Linked DNA regions of Homo sapiens: region 2 is linked to region 1. Evidence: chromatin loops called from intact Hi-C (ENCODE). Cell type or tissue: CD4-positive, alpha-beta T cell. All regions are shown on one strand. Links, peaks and the distances in the headings refer to the core of each region. The heading gives the core; the rest is flanking DNA.

Evidence for each region. Hi-C counts contacts between places; a loop is a spot of excess contacts. Peaks named below come from ENCODE experiments on the same cell type or tissue, not always from the same donor. Only the 100,000 strongest peaks of a DNase experiment are listed, where the experiment ranks them.
Region 2: it touches region 1 in a loop (1.9-fold over the local background); 2 of 110 quality-filtered maps call a loop at or near these places.

The regions. Positions count from the first base shown.
Region 1 is chr9:136,792,861-136,803,600 of GRCh38, forward strand. It overlaps CCDC183 (coiled-coil domain containing 183), which reads left to right and starts at 3,478. Exons shown (of 14, transcript NM_001039374.5): 1 at 3,478-3,607; 2 at 6,242-6,363; 3 at 6,853-6,930; 4 at 7,142-7,309; 5 at 7,529-7,633; 6 at 9,804-9,926. The coding sequence starts at 3,538. TMEM141 (transmembrane protein 141) reads left to right here. Exons shown (of 5, transcript NM_032928.4): 5 at 1-457. RefSeq lists enhancers at 2,899-3,400, 6,681-7,384, 8,069-8,596 and silencers at 4,117-4,411, 7,121-7,297, 7,306-7,465, 7,476-7,685. In CD4-positive, alpha-beta T cell, for the core only: no CTCF peak of the experiment used is centred there; DNase peaks (open chromatin) are centred at 6,341, 7,381, 7,971 and 8,441; H3K4me3 peaks cover 1,653 bases; H3K27me3 peaks cover 310 bases.
Region 2 is chr9:136,900,455-136,905,454 of GRCh38, forward strand. It overlaps TRAF2 (TNF receptor associated factor 2), which reads left to right. Exons shown (of 11, transcript NM_021138.4): 4 at 1-66. Among named protein-coding and RNA genes, the nearest start is that of MIR4479, 16 kb to the left of the region's middle. RefSeq lists enhancers at 1,329-1,648, 1,879-2,338. In CD4-positive, alpha-beta T cell, for the core only: no CTCF peak of the experiment used is centred there; DNase peaks (open chromatin) are centred at 1,457, 2,187 and 2,647; H3K4me3 peaks cover 1,496 bases; H3K27ac peaks cover 3,918 bases.

The DNA of each region.
Region 1 (10,740 bases), core at 5,419-10,418:
GGGGGCAGGAGGAGTCTGGAACACAGCCTTCATGCCCCCTGACCCCAGGCCGACCCTCCCCACACCCTAGGGTACCCCAGTCGTATCCTCTGTCCGCATGTGTGGCCAGGCCTGACAAACACCTGCAGATGGCTGCTGCCCCAACCTGGGACCTGCCCAGGAGGTTGGAGCAGAAAGGGCTCTCCCTGGGGTGGTGTTTCTCCTCTAGGGTATTGGGATGCATGTTCTGCACTGCCAGCAGAGAGGGTGTGTCTGGGGGCCACCACCTATGGGACACGGGGTCGAAGGGGCCTGTACACTCTGTCATTTCCTTTCTAGCCCCTGCATCTCCAACAAGTCCAAGGTGACAGCTGGTGCTAGGGGCGTGGGGTTAATAAATGGCTTATCCTTCTCTCCACCCAAGTTTCCACCTGACCAGGTGAAAAACAAATCAGAAGGGTAAGATGATGACAGGTCACATGAAACCTTTATTACCCTACAGTTGATATATGAGGATCACATGCAAGTTACATACTGAGGATGTACAGGGAAGTTCCCAGCGCTGAACCCCAGAATTAGACGTTCGCATCAGCCCCGTAGGCCACGTGACACCACCACAGCCTCTCTGTATGGGGGTCTGCCTCTGTAGCACTTGGCATGTAGGGGCAGAGCAAAAGGGGCCAGGCTGGCCAGAGCCTGGCTGCTGGGAGAGGAGGGACTTGTGGGCCACGCCCACCTGCCTATCATTCCCCACTCATCTATTAGCCAAAGTCACTCCCCAGAGGCAGAGCTAGCCCGTTGTAGCCGTGTCTGTGTGGAGGGAAAGCTTCTGAGTGGGCAAGCCTACACACAGCCCCGAGCCCCAAGAGGAGGAAGAGGTGGAGACCAGACGGAACCTCCACAAGTCCATCATGGTTACAGCTGGCTTCCCCGCAGCACCGAAGACCCACAGCATGGGCCCTGCTGCCCCCGACCCAGCTCAGCTGCCACGCCTCACCTTGCCAGGCACTGGAAAGAAAGTTTATTGAGTACCTACTGGGCCTTCAGAGTGACAGGAAGCTCAAGTTGACAGTGGCTTCAGCAAGATGGAGCTTTATTTTTCTGTTTTTTGTGGTGTTGTCGTCGTTGTTTGGAGACAGAGTCTCGCTCTGTCACCCAGGCTGGAGGGCAATGGCGTGATGTCGGCTCACTGCAACTTCCACCTCACCAGTTCAAGCCATTCTCCTGCCTCAGCCTCCCAAGTAGCTGGGATTATAGGCACCCACCACCACGCCTGGCTAATATTTATTTATTTATTTATTTTGAGATGGAGTTTCACTCTTGTTGCCCAGGCTGGAGTGCAGTGGTGCAGTCTCAGCTCGCCACAACCTCTGCTGCCCGGGTTCAAGCGATTCTCCTGCCTCAGCCTCCCGAGTAGCTGGGATTACAGGTATGCGCCACCATGCCCAGCTAATTCTGTATTTTTAGTAGAGACGGGGTTTCACTATGTTGGCCAGGCTGGTCTCAAACTCCTGACCTCATGTGATCTGCCCACCTCGGCCTCCCAAAGTGCTGGGATTATAGGCGTGAGCCGCTGGGCACCGCGCCGGGCTGAGCTTTATTTTTCTTTCATGTAAAAGTCCAAGTGAGTGGTCCAGGGTTGACAGGGAATCGGGGACCAGGCTCCTTTCAGTCTGCTCCCTGCTGTAATGGTCTCTGTTCCCAAATCTGCCTCATGGCCCCAGGCGGCTGCACCAGCTTCGGCCATTGTGTCTTTATCTCATTTAAGAGGCAGGAGAGAGGGCAGCTTGCCTGCCACTGCTGCTCTCACTCTGTTGGCCTGAACGAAGTCATCAGGCACATCCAGTGCCAGGATGCTCAGGAAGGCAGAGTTGCTCTGGGCAGCCATGCGCCCACTAAAATTCAGGTGTTTTATATCTGAGGAAGAAGGACAGCAGGTAGGCTCTGCCTCAGCTAGATTCCAAGCCTGGCCCCCAAGAACGAGGGGGAGGTAAGCAGACCACACCCTTAGCAGGACATCCCAGCACCCTGAGGGTGAGGCCTGGGTGGGAGGGAGAGAAGGGAGAACCTGGAGTTTGCCTGGACTGGCTTTCCAAAAACAGTGACCAGAAAGGGAAGGGATCTATGTGACAGCACATGGGCAAAGGCCATTGTCGGGCTGGCTTGGGTCCCCCCAAATTTCTGTCCCCCAGGACCTCTGCATGTCTCTGTATTTGAAGACAGGGGCTTTCCAGAGGTCATTAAGGTAAAATGAGGTCATTGGGGTGTCCTCATAAGAAGAGGAAATTAGGACACAGACACACAGAGGGACGGCCACGTGAGGACACAGAGAAGACAGCATCTGCAAGCCAAGGAGAGGGGCCTCAGGAGACACCAGCCCTGCTGACCCGTGATCTCAGCCCCCAGCCTCCAGGCTGCTGTTCACATCCCCCAGTCGGTGGCGCCTTGTTTTTTTGTTTTTTTGTTTTTTGTTTTTTTGAGATGGAGTCTTACTCTGTCACGCAGGCTGGAGTGCAGTGACGCGATCTCAGCTCACTGCAACCTCCACCTCCTGGATTCAAGCAATTCTCCTGCCTCGGCTTCCCAAGTAGCTGGGACAGGCGCCCACCACCACACTGGGCTAATTTTTGTATTTTTAGTAGAAACGGGGTTTCACCATGTTGACCAGACTGGTCTTGAACTCCTGACCTCAGGTGACCCACCCACCTCAGCCTCCCAAAGTGCTGGGATTACAGGCGTGAGCCTCCACACCTGGCCAGTGGCACCTTGTTATGGCCGCCTGAGCCTACTAAGGCAAGGCTGGGAAAAAGTACCCCATCTCGTGTGTACCCCATCTCGTGCATACCCCACAGAGTTCCAGGCTGCCTGGTGCTCCAGGTACTCCCCTCTAAGGGAAGGGTGGAGGGGGTGCAGAGATGGAGAACATACCCTTTCTGGAGTGACACATGAACCCAAGACCCAGTAATTCCCAAAGGAAAGTGGGGGTGAAGCAGGGTGGGCTCCAGACAGCACAGAGAGGTCAGGGACAGAAGTCAGAAGAGATAAGGTGGGGGTGTCCCAAGAGCCAGGTTACCCAGTGCATGGAGTTTGGACTTGGGGCTGGGGGTGGGGGGTGCAGAGGGAGGTCCCGTAAGGCAGTATCAGAATAGTATCAGAATCGTTTTAGGAGGCTCGGCCTGCTGCTTTGTGGAGGATGGCTTGGGGCATGGGAGGGGCCAGGGAGGGAACCCAGTGCAGGTGTGAGCTGCCGGTGCTGCAGACCCATCACAAACCTCCCCCTCAAAGAAAGCACATCCGCCCGGCAGAGCTCCTAAGCCTCGAGCAGCTGCCAGGAGACTCATTTCAATTAGGACACATGTCTGGAGGCCACCCCAAGGTGGCTGGGGGCAGAGTGAGGCAGGAGGCCCTGCAATTCCAGGGTTGCCCAGGCACTGAGAATCCTGGCTCTCATCATAATGGGCTGAGGTTCTGGGGACAATCTGAGTGGCGGCTCTGAGCAAGCTGAGCCCAGGGAGGCTTTGAGGTACACAGGGTCCCTTGGGGGGCCTGAGAGCAGCCATGAGGAGGCACAGTGAGACAGATGTGGAAGAGCAGACCCAGGAGCTGAAGACCATCACTCAGCTCCAGGGTGAGCCTGCACCGCCGTGACCAGTCTCCCTTTCCCGTCTGGGGGTTTCTGGGTGCACAACTTTTTGTGGGGAAAAGAGAGATCAGATTGTTACTGTCTATGTAGAAAAGGAAGACATAAGAAACTCCATTTTGATCTGTACTAAGAAAAATTGTTTCTGCTTTGAGATGCTATTAACCTGTAACTTTAGCCCCAACTCTGTGCTCACAGAAACATGTGCTGTATTGAATCAAAGATTAATGCATTTAGGGCCGTGCAGGATGTGCTTTGTTAACAATGTGTTTGCAGGCAGTATGCTTGGTAAAAGTCATCCCCATCCTCCATTCTTGATTAACCAGGGACACAGTGCACTGCAGAAAGCCGCAGGGACCTCTGCCCAGGAAAGCCTGGGAATTGTCCAAGGTTTCCCCCCACTGAGACAGCCTGAGATATGGCCTCGTGGGAAAGGAAAGATCTTACCATCCCCCAGCCCGACACCAGTAAAGGGTCTGTGCTGAGGAGTAGTGAAAGAGGGAGGCCTCTTTGCAGTTGAGATAAGAGGAAGGCATCTGTCTCCTGCTCGTCCCTGGGAATGGAATGTCTCAGTGTAAAGCCGACCATTCCCATTCGTTCTATTCTAAGATAGGAGAAAACCGCTCTGTGGCTAGAGGCAAGATATGCTGGCAGCAATACTGCTCTGTTACTCTTTGCTACACTGAGATGTTTGTGTAACGTGAAACAAATCTGGCCTACGTGCACATCTGGGCATAGTACCTTTCCTTGAACTTATTCATGATAAAGATTCCTTTGCTCACATGTTTCCCTGCTGACGTTCTCACCACCTGTTGCCCTGCTACACTCCCCTCACCAAGATAGTAAAAATAATGATCAGTAAATACTGAGGGAACTCAGAGACCAGGGCTGGTGCAGGTCCTCGCATGCTGAGTGTGCCAGTCCCCTGGGCCCACTGTTCTTTCTCTATACTTTGTGTCTTTTTTTTTTTTTTTTATGAGATGGAGTCTTGCTCTGTTGCCCAGACGGCAGTGCAGTGGCGCGATCTCGGCTCACTGCAAGCTCCACCTCCTGGGTTCACGTCATTCTCCTGCCTCAGCCTCCCAAGTAGCTGGGACTACAGGCACCCACCACCATGCCCGGCTAATTTTTTGTATTTTTAGTAGAGATGCGGTTTCACCGTGTTAGCCAGGATGGTCTCGATCACCTGACCTCGTGATCTGCCCGCATCAGCCTCCCAAAGTGCTGGGATTACAGGCGTGAGCCACCATGCCCAGCCTCTGTGTCTTATTTCTTTTCTCAGTCTTCATCCCACCTGACGAGAAATACCCGCAGGTGTGGAGGGGCAGGCCCCCTTCACTTTTAGGGGATGTTTGTTTGGAGACAGAGTCTCGCTCTGTCACGCAGGCTCGAGTGCAGTGGCATGATCTCGGCTCACTGCAACCTCCACCTCCCGGGTTCGAGCGATTCTCCTGGCTCAGCCTCTTGATTAGTTGGGACATCAGGTGTACGCCACCACACTCAGCTAATTTTCGTATTTGTATTTTTATTTATTTATTTATTTTGAGACGCAGTCTCGCTCTGTCACCCAGGCTGGAGTGCAATGGTGCAATCTCAGCACACTGCAACCTCCACCTCCCGGGTTCAAGTGATTCTCCTGCCTCAGCCTCCCGAGTAGCTGGGATTACAGGTGCCCACCACCACGCCCAGCTAATTTTTGTATTTTTAGTAGAGACGGGGTTTACCCATCTTGGCCAGGCTGGTCTCAAACTCCTGACCTCAGGTGATCCATCCGCCTCGGCCTCCCAAAGTGCTGGGATTACAGGCATGAGCCACCGGCGCCTAGCTTATTTATTTTTTTGAGACAGAGTCTCATTCTGTCGTCCAGGTGGAGTGCAGTGGTGCAATCTCAGCTCACTGCAACCTCCACCTCCTGGGTTCAAACAATTCTGCCTCAGCCTCCTGAGTAGCTGGGACTACAGGCACACACCACCACACCCAGCTAGTTTTGTATTTTTAGTAGAGATGGGGTTTCACCATGTTGGCCAGGCTGGTCTCGAACTCCTGACCACAGGTGATCCGCCCACTTCGGCCTCCCAAAGTGCTGGGATTACAGGTGTGAGCCACCGCTCCTGGCCTAGGACTTTTAGTTTTAATACAGGGACAATCCAGGACATGGAGGGGAAAACAGACCCCCCTACTGCCCACTCCCTGACAGAGCTGGGAGAAGGGATCAAAGGGACCTGCATGGAGGGACTAAATCAGAGAGAGGGGCTTCAAGGAGACGTGAGCATAAGAGCAACACGGGCCCCAAAGCCAGAATGGACAGGAAAACACCCACCTGCTTCCATGGGCAGCAAATCTGGACGGGACCACAGGACCCTGCCATCCCTCTCCTTTGCCTCACCCTCCCCACCTGTCCACCTCCCCGCACCTGTCCACTGAGAGCCCTTCAGACAGCTGCTGCTGGGCAGTGGAGCGGTGTCCCCCAGGACAGGGCGGGAGGAGGGATCTTGGCCATGGAGGGGGCATCCCCCTGGACCCTGGGGCCTGGGGCCTCCCTGATGCAAGCCTCCCCCAGGGGATTCCAGGCCAGGCCCTTGGCCCAATCCTAGCCACTGTGTCCCCTCCACCTGCCCACAGAGCAGTGTCGGGCACTCCAGATCCAAGGGGTGAAAGAGAATATGGACCAGAACAAGGCCACGCTGGCCCTCCTGCGCAGCAACATCCGCCGCGGGGCCCAGGACTGGGCTTTGGCCAAGAAGGTACACAAACGCCGCCCCTCCCCTCTGCCTGGCGAGCAGGGCAGGAGCTGAGTACACACACACTCGGAGGGCGGGCACCTCCTCTCCACCCCCACCCCAATCTTTCTGGATCCAGGGGGCATGTGAGGAGGGGCTCTGCTAGGACCTGTGCCCTGGGCTCCAGTCACCCCAGCATCCGGTGGGCAGGTTTCCCACCACCCAACCCGAGGGCTTGGCATCTGTGAGCCCACATCCTGCAGCAGGGGCCCCCTCTGGCTCTCCGGCCAGCTAGGGGACACCCAGGCCCTCCTCTGCATACCCCCCTACCACGTCGCCTCCGAACTTGGATGGCCAGGATGGGGTCCCGCGGCTCTCTGCTCCTCGTGGAAGCAGGGATCTCGCTACTGGGCTAGCGTGGGATACAAGAGGCCCTGGGGAGAATGCCTGGAGGAGCCAGCGGCTGCGGGTGCGCAAAGGGCCCGCTCTAGCTCAGCCGCCGCCGCTCCGCAGTATGACCAGTGGACCATCTCCAAGGCCTGCGGGAAAAACTTGCCTTTGCGACTGGCGCACTGCCGCAGCACCATGGAGGTAACCAGGCAGGAGGGGCCTCGAGACCCAACCCTCCCCACCCCTGCCAGCACCCCCCCACTAGATGTTGCGGAGCCGACGAGGGACGGAGCAGGTGCCCAGCCCCAGGTTCCCTGTGGGGTTGCCACGAGCCTCCACCCGCCCGCCTGCTGGCGGGCTCCATGGCGGCCCCCTACGCAACCACGAGTGGGCGGTGCCCTTCCCGACCCAGGTGGTGCGGGAGAAGCTGCGCAAGTACGTCTTCGACCGCGTGAACATGCACAACCTACTGATCCACCTGGTGCGGCGGCGCGGGCAGAAGCTGGAGAGCATGCAGCTGGAGCTGGACAGCCTGCGGAGCCAGCCCGACGCCAGCAAGGAGGAGCTGCGGCTGCTGCAGGTGGAGAGGCGGGGCTGGGAGGGCGGGGCGGAGTCCACTGGGGCAAGACTCACGGGAGGGGCGGGGCCACCGGGGGGCGGGACTTGCGGGTCCCCTGGGGAGGGCTCACGGGAGGGGCGGGGCTAAGAGAGCACGACCCTCTCCGGAGAAAACCCAGCCCCGACACCCTCCGGGCGGCCGGTCCCCACGCCCTCTCACTGCGCCCTCGGTCCGCCCCAGATCATCCGCCAGCTGGAGAACAACATCGAGAAGACAATGATCAAGATCATCACCAGCCAGAACATCCACCTGCTGTATTTGGACCTGCTGGATTATCTGAAGACAGTGAGCCCAGCGGCCCGGGAAGGGCGGGGGTCAGGGGCTGGGATCTGGGAGGGGCGGGAGCGTCCTGGGGCGGAGCCGCCCCGCACCCGCCAGGGAGAGGGAGCTCTGCCTGACCACCGGCTACGCAGGACGCCGAGGCATGTGGAAAACGTTTTTTTAAACTTCATTTTTGGCTATTCCAAAAAAGCATATCGTGGGGTATATCAGAATTCTTCGGACTTTCTTGCACGTATTAAATGATTTGGTATTGTTTGTATCTTGCCTGTCATTTTCTCATTGCCTGGGCCTCTGAGAGTCAGACAGGTCCTGCACCCTCAGAAAGTCCTTGCACCTTTGAGGGTCCGCTGGGCCTGTAAGCAGGGCTTGCTGCCGTCCCAGCCAGCCCACCCGCCCTGCTCCCTGCAGACGAGGCCAAAGGCAGCCAGCAGTCCGATTGTGAGGGAAGACCCCCTTCATGGGAGGCTGAGCACCGCCCCTCGGGCTGCCACAAAGCAGAACCTACTCCAGATGGGCTGTAGATAGGGAGAGCACAGGAGGTGCTAAGAGGAGCAACCTGTGGATGGGGCGGGGAGCCAGCTGGAAACACCCTCACCCTAAGACTGGGCAAAGGGGAGCTCTGGAGAGCCATGCTTCGGGAAGGTGACAGCATGGAAGTGCAGTTTAGGAGGAGTGGTGGACGGAGGCTGCATCGCAGCTCTTTTCCTGCTGTGGTCCCAGCCCAGGTGGCTCTCAGCACCGTCCTCTGCTTGTCCCTCTTGCCTTGGCCCCTGGTCCTATTGGCTCACCTGGAAGCCCTGCCCCTCTATGCTTCCTGGGCCCACCCCTCTCCCCACCCCTGTCCATGCCCCTCCTTCGCCTGGGTGCTTTCTGTTCCTCTGGTAGCGCCTTCTTCTGTTTAGAACATACACACTTAAAAAACAATTATTCCCGGCCTGGGCATGGTGGCTCATGCCTGTAATCCCAGCACTTTGGGAGGCCAAGGCAGGCGGATCACTTGAGGTCAGGAGTTCTAGACCAGCCTGGCCAACATGGTGAAACTTCATCTCTACTAAAAATACAAAAAGTAGCCTGGCATGGTGGTGCATGCCTGTAATCCCAGCTACTCGGGAGGCTGAGGCACGAGAATCACCTGAACCCAGAAGGCAGAGGTTGCTGCAAGCCGAGATCGTACCATCGCACTCCAGCCTGGGTGATAGAGTGAGATTCAGTCTCAGAACAAAGGAAAAAACAAGCAATAATTCCCATAGTCATCCATATTTTTAAAAATGAAGATTCTACACTTCTAGTTTTGTTTTTGTTTGTTTTGTTTTTTGAGATGGAGTTTCACACTGTTGCCCCAGCTGGTGTGCAGTGGTGAGATCTCGGCTCACTGCAACCTCCGCCTCCCGGGTTCAAGCGATTCTCCTGCCTCAGCCTCCCGAATAGCTAGAATTACAGGCGCCCACTACCACGCCCGGCTGATTTTTTTTGTATTTTTAGTAGAGACAGGGTTTCACTATGTTGGCCAGGCTGGTCTCTAACTCCTGACCTCATGATCTGCCTGCCTCCGGCCTCCCAGTGTTGGGATTACAGGCGTGAGCCACCGCACCTGGCCTATACTTGTAGTTACAAAAAACAAACCACTATAGCAAAGCTATCCTGAGCACGTATGTACCTGGTTCTGGGCTAAATAATTCCTTTTACACTCAATTCATCCTGATGGCAACCTTCTGAACGAGCCATCATCTTACAAATGGGGACACAGAGAGATTAAGTAACTTTCCCAATGTCACACAGCTAAACTAGCTGGTCAGAAGCTGCCTTGGCCTTGAATCCTGACTCTCTGACCCCAAGCCCATGTCTTGAGCCCCTCTGTTTCACTTCAAAGCAGAACTGTCCCCAAACCTCCCCGGGTTTCAGTCAGCCTTTTCTGCAGAGCATTTCATCACAAACTCTCTCAGTCTCTCTGGGTTGTTGGACCCTAGGTGGTGAAAGAGTCCACCAGGCCAGCACTGTCCACTCCCTGTGAAACACCTTTCATCACCGTTGTGCCCAGCGGGGAGTGGGGGAGGTGGCTGGGGCCACAGAGGAGAACCTATCACTGTTCTCAGGGCTCTTAGTCGGGGGATAAAAGCTCGGGGCAACTGCAGCCCACTCTGTAGGGGCCACAAGAGAACCCCATTCAACACAGGTGCTGGCAGGATACCCCATTGAGCTGGACAAGCTGCAGAACCTCGTGGTCAACTACTGCTCAGAGCTGTCGGATATGAAGATCATGTCCCAAGATGCCATGATGATCACGGATGAGGTCAAGGTGAGCTCAGGGCCCAGGGCTGGGGGCCCCCCAGGGCCAGCCCTCTTGGATCTTCGGATGGGGTCAAGGTGAGCTCAGGGCCCAGGGCTGGGGGCCCCCCAGGGCCAGCCCTCTTGGATCTTCGGATGGGGTCAAGGTGAGCTCAGGGCCCAGGGCCGGGGGCCCCCCAGGGCCAGCCCTCTTGGATCTTCGGATGGGGTCAAGGTGAGCTCAGGGCCCAGGGCTGGGGGCCCCCCAGGGCCAGCCCTCTTGGATCTTCGGATGGGGTCAAGGTGAGCTCAGGGCCCAGGGCCGGGGGCCCCCCAGGGCCAGCCCTCTTGGATCTTCGGATGGGGTCAAGGTGAGCTCAGGGCCCAGGGCTGGGGCCCCCCAGGGCCAGCCCTCTTGGATCTTCGGATGGGGTCAAGGTGAGCTCAGGGCCCAGGGCTGGGGGCCCCCCAGGGCCAGCCCTCTTGGATCTTCGGATGGGGTCAAGGTGAGCTCAGGGCCCAGGGCTGGGGCCCCCCAGGGCGGGCTCTCTTGTGTCTTCTGGCCAGGGTCTCTCAGGAGACCCCCATGCCCACACTGCCTACAATCCCCAGAAGGATCCAGTGGCCAGCCCGGCCAGCCTGCTCTGCTCACCCACTGGACAGAGCAGGTCCCATCCAGCACAGGAGCCATGAAGTAGAGGAGAGGGAGAGAACTGGCCGGGCCAGGGCGGGGGTCACCTATTCACCCAGTCTGTGCCAAGGTCCCTGCAAGGCTCTGGGGATACAGCAGGGACCGGGACAGGCAGACCCTGTCCTCCTGAAGTGGGTGGCACTCATCCAGTAGT
Region 2 (5,000 bases), core at 1-5,000, 100 kb after region 1:
GAGAGCCTGCCGGCCGTCTGTCCCAGTGATGGATGCACCTGGAAGGGGACCCTGAAAGAATACGAGGTAAAGATGCCTGCGTGTGGCATGGTGACAGAAGCTCCAGCAGTCGGGAGTCGTCCACGCTCCCCAAGCAGTTATGACCTTGTCCTGCACGTTCCTCTCACTGGGGCTGAAGCCTGTCTGATGTCTGTGGAGGAAGAGACGGAGCTGCTCCTTAGAGTATGTCCATTTAGAAACTCAAGTAGTGCAGAGCACAGACCTGCACCATGGAGCTTGGGCTGTGTGACCTCGGGCGAGGTATTTACCCTCTCTGTGCCTCAGGTTTCTTGTCTGTCGATGGGGGTGCAGGATCCCACCATCGTGGGGTGGCTGTGAGGGTTGGAGGTGCCTGTGTGAGCCCTGGGAATGCCATGGTTATCTGAGCAGTAGCATTTCCTGGGAATGAAGGGGAGATCGCTGTGCACCAGGACCTGCAGCTTTCAAGTTTGGTGGGGGTTTTTGTTGTGTCTCTTGTATCCACAAAGGATTGCTTATTTTGAATTGTGTTGACACTGGAAATTGCAGAAATAATGGACACACTTGTCCTGTGGTCACAGCAACATAGGCAGTGGCCCGCACTTCACTTGGCTGTGGTTTGTCCCTGTGTGCTGGGCGAGCCGTGCACGCCTTCCTGCACTGGGGATTTCAGTGTGATTCTCACGTCACCTTTTAGGCATTTGGAAACTTCACCTGTAGTGTAGAGGCCAGGAGGTGCCGAGAGAGCTCGTCGAGGCCACTACAGCTCGCCAAGTTATGCAGTCTTCCTTCTTGTAATGAATGCCCTTTAAGAGGTTTCTCTCTGGGATCCTTGTACAGGATTCCTGGAGTAACACTGTCCACAGAGCCCAAAGGTAGAGGCAGCCCAGTGTCTGCGGATGAATGGATAAACACGGGAAGTGTGATCTGTGCACACAGTGGGATATGATTCAGCCTTAAAAAGGAAGGCGATTCGGACACACACACCCCAGGGATGAACTCTGAGGACAGTGTGCTGAGTGACATGAGCCAGTTACCAAAGGACAGATCCTCTGTGATTCCACTTAGGGGCCACCCTTAGAGTCATCAGATCCATGGGTACAGGAAGTAGAATGGAGGAGACAGGGGTCATTGTTCAGTGAGTACCGAGTCATACATTGGAATGAGGCAGTACCTTGATGCCATCCAATCCAGCCCCAGGTTGGTGAGGCTGTGAGGGCTGTTTGCTCAGAATCCTGGCTTTCTGCACTTAGGGGAGCTTCCTGCCCGGGCCAGAGCTGGGATCTCCTGCTCAGCCGGACCCTGGGGTGTTACCGGCTGGGTTGGAATTGGACCTGCATTACTGTGTGTTTCTCCTCTCCTGCTCCCCGCCCTGTGAGCCTGGCCACGCCTCCCTCTTCTCCTCGCCCACTCCCCACCCTGTGAGCCTGGCCACACCTCCCACGATCTTTTGACAGACTCTGCTTTGTGGTCTTTGGGCTCCAAGTTTCGTTTTTTCAGAAGAACTGCCCCAGCTGTGTCTGGGGTGAACAAGATGTGCTTTCCTCCCTAGCACGGGGATTGCGTCCTGGACACGGAGCGGTAGCTCCAGGGCACTGCCCTAGAGTGAGACTCCTACCTCTGTGGGCAGAGATGCCAGACCGCCCTCAGCCACGACGTGCGATGCAAAGCTTTCTAGGCTCCTGTGTGGCTCTGCCGCACAAACGGCTGTGGCGCATGGCATTGTACCCCCCACTCCCTGCTCCTTGAAAGAGATGCAGCTTGGTCATTGCCCAGTGCTGTCTGCAAGGGAGATGGCTCCCTGGGGAGGTGGCCCAGGGTCAGGGTCTCCCTGGGAGGGTTGGGGTACCAGCTGGCTGCAGGGAGTAGGGGTGCTATGCGCCATGCCACCCTTTGAGAGGACTGAGGAGTGTCTGGGGGACAGGTGGGATAATAGTTTCCAGCTCTGCACTGGACCCTGAGTCCTCTGGGGTCTCTGCCACCTCCAGGCTCATGGGATGCCACATTGACAATTATGAGGGCCTCCGGCTGAGGGCCAAGGACTATAGCCAGCCCCTGGCCTGGGGCGCCACGCGGTCCTGCAGGCACGCAGGGTGGAAAGTCCCTGGCTGCACCTTTGAGAGCTCTGGAAAGTCCCTGAGAGGAGCCGGGTTTGGTCATGTGGGAGGGGCGGGCACTGCTCTGGAATAACTTGGCTGTGGCCTTTGATTTTGTTGATAAAACCTCTCACTGGCTGTAAATGTCACACATGGGGACGGAAATCAACCCGTCTATACAGTTGGGAGCCGCTCTGCCCCTCGGAGCCGCCTCTCTTTGCTCTCCGGGTGCTCGGAGTGTGCTGCTAGTTGGGGCCTTATTGTAAACACAGTACGGAGGCTAAGGCTGCCTTTCCTCCTTGATGGTCGGAACTTTATTGGAAAAGGGGAAAATCCTGCTTAGCTTTTGAATGTTTGTCCTTTGCAATGATGCCTTTCTAGGAACTGAATGATTTTATTTATTTATTTTTATTTTTTTGAGACGGTCTTGCTCTGTTGTCCAGGCTAGAGTGCAGTGGCGTGACCTCGGCTCACTGCAGCCTCCACCTCCCAGGTTCAAGTGATTCTTCTGCCTCAGCCTACAGGCGCCTGCCACCACATCCGGCTAATTTTTTATATTTCTAGTAGAGATGGGGTTTTACCACGTTGGCCAGGCTGGTCTTGAACTCCTTACCTCAAGTGATCCATCCACCTTGGCCTCCCAAAGTGCTGAGATTCCTGGCATAAGCCACTGCACCTGGCCAAATCGAATAATTTTAAAACTTTAGGTAAATGTTGATGGAGTGCTTGCTGAGTGCCAATAGCAGAACTGAATTCCCCAGTGGGCCCCTGAGCTACTCGTTCTGGCAGCTGGATGCGGGGGTGCGGGGAGACTTTCCAGAGAGGACATAGGCTGGCTGCACGAGCAGCGGAAAGGCCAGGAAAAGCCAAGTATGCTCGGCCTCATGGACATTCTAGTGACATTCAGAGGGATGACGACTGTATTTGCGTCAAATGTGTAGTTTGAATTCTGGCTGAATAAATATTGATTTTTTTTTTTTTAAACTGTGTCTGCTGTGGGTGGGGAGAAGACTGAGACAGATGGTGCTGGTGTAGATGTATCTGCTGCAGGACAACCCTGGTCCCACTGGAGATTTCAAGTACCGAGTGCCAAGAGAAAGGTTTTTTTTGTTTGTTTGTTTGTTGTTTTTTGCGATGGAGTCTCACTCTGTCACCCAGACTGGAGTGCAGTGGTGCGATCTCGGCTCACTGCAAGCTCCGCCTCCCGGGTTCACACCATTCTTCCTGCCTCAGCCTCCTGAGTAGCTGGGACTACAGGCGCCCCCACCACTCCCGGCTAATTTTTTTGTATTTTTAGTAGAGATGGGGTTTCACCATGTTAGCCAGGATGGTCTCGATCTCCTGACCTCGTGATCCGCCTGCCTCGGCCTCCCAAAGTGCTGGGATTACAGGCGTGAGCCACCGCGCCCAGCCAAGAAAGATTTTATTTTTGACATTTCGAGCATGCAGCGCATCTGAGCAGTGAGGCTGAGAGTAGAGGTGTGCCGCTGCCCCACAGGCCTACATGCTGCCCCGCAGCACCTGCCAGCCTTCGCCAGCCTACTTTCAGCCCTTCAACCCCCCACACACATTTTTTTCTTTTCTGGCTTATTTTAAAGCAAATGAAGATGTCATATCATTTCACCTATGAGCATTTTATTACTATTATTTTTAGAAATAGAGTCTCGCTCTGTTGCCTAGGCTAGCGTGTAGTGGTGGGATCATAGCTCACTGCAGCCTCAAACTCCTGGGCTCAAGTGATCCTCCCACCTTGGTCTCCTAAAGTGCTGGGATTACAGGTGGGAACCCACTGTGCCCGGCCATTTTACTATGTTTTAAAGAACAGTCTTTTTTATTTTTATTTTTTTATTTATTTGAGATGGAGTCTCACTCTGTCGCCCAGGCTGGAGTGCAGTGGCACGATCCCGGCTCACTGCAAGCTCCACCTCCCACGTTCACGCCATTCTTCTGCCTCAGCCTCCCGAGTAGCTAGGACTACAGGCGCTCACCACCACTCTCGGCTAATTTTTTTTGTATTTTTAGTAGAGACGGGGTTTCACTGTGTTAGCCAGGATGGTCTCAATCTCCTGAGCTCGTGATCCACCCGCCTCGGCCTCCCAAAGTGCTGGGATTACAAGGCGTTAGCCACCGCGCCTGGCCTAAAGAACAGTCTTTTAATTAAATCTAAGAACATTGACTATTTGTGCTTTCGTTTTTAGGTTTCATAAGCCAGAATAGTTGCTGAGGCTCCTCTTTGATTCAGCTTGATGGTGGCTTGTTACACACTAGTGTGGCCGAGGGCTGGGTCCTGTCCCGTCAGTGGGTAGCAGAGTGCAAGGCGCTGTTGGGTTCAGGGAGTTGGTTCCTTTAGCAGGCTTAGCTTGGGCCAGTGCCGCTGGAGGTCTTGGAGGGCTGGGCCCATGTTCCCTGGGGCGCCTCTAAGGAGTAGTTGCTGTGCCTGTGTGAAGGTTTGGGAGGAACACTCCCTGGGGAGGTTGAATGGAAGCCAGCCCAAGTGCCTGTGCTGTCCAGAGCAGGGTCTCCCCTCTTGGGGGAAGTAGCATTAACCTTTCCTGAGTCACTTGGGGCTCCTGAGCTGTAGCCAGCTCTCTATGGAGCTGCTGACCCCCACTCCCCACCCCATGAAGGGCCCCGCAGCCAGGTCCTCTGCTGCCCTGGCCTCTCAGGAACCTTCCTCTCAGCACATTGTCCTCCTCTCTCCGGGTTGTGCCCATCGGTACAGAATATGCTCTAGTCTCTCCTGTCTCAAAACTTAGTGTTGTGCTCAGTGAGCTAAGCTAGGCACAAGAAGATAAAGACTGCGTGAATTCACTGACAGAGTCCCCGGAGTGGTCAAATTGAGAGCCAATAGATGGTGCTGGGGGCTGGAGCAGGGGAATGGGGAGT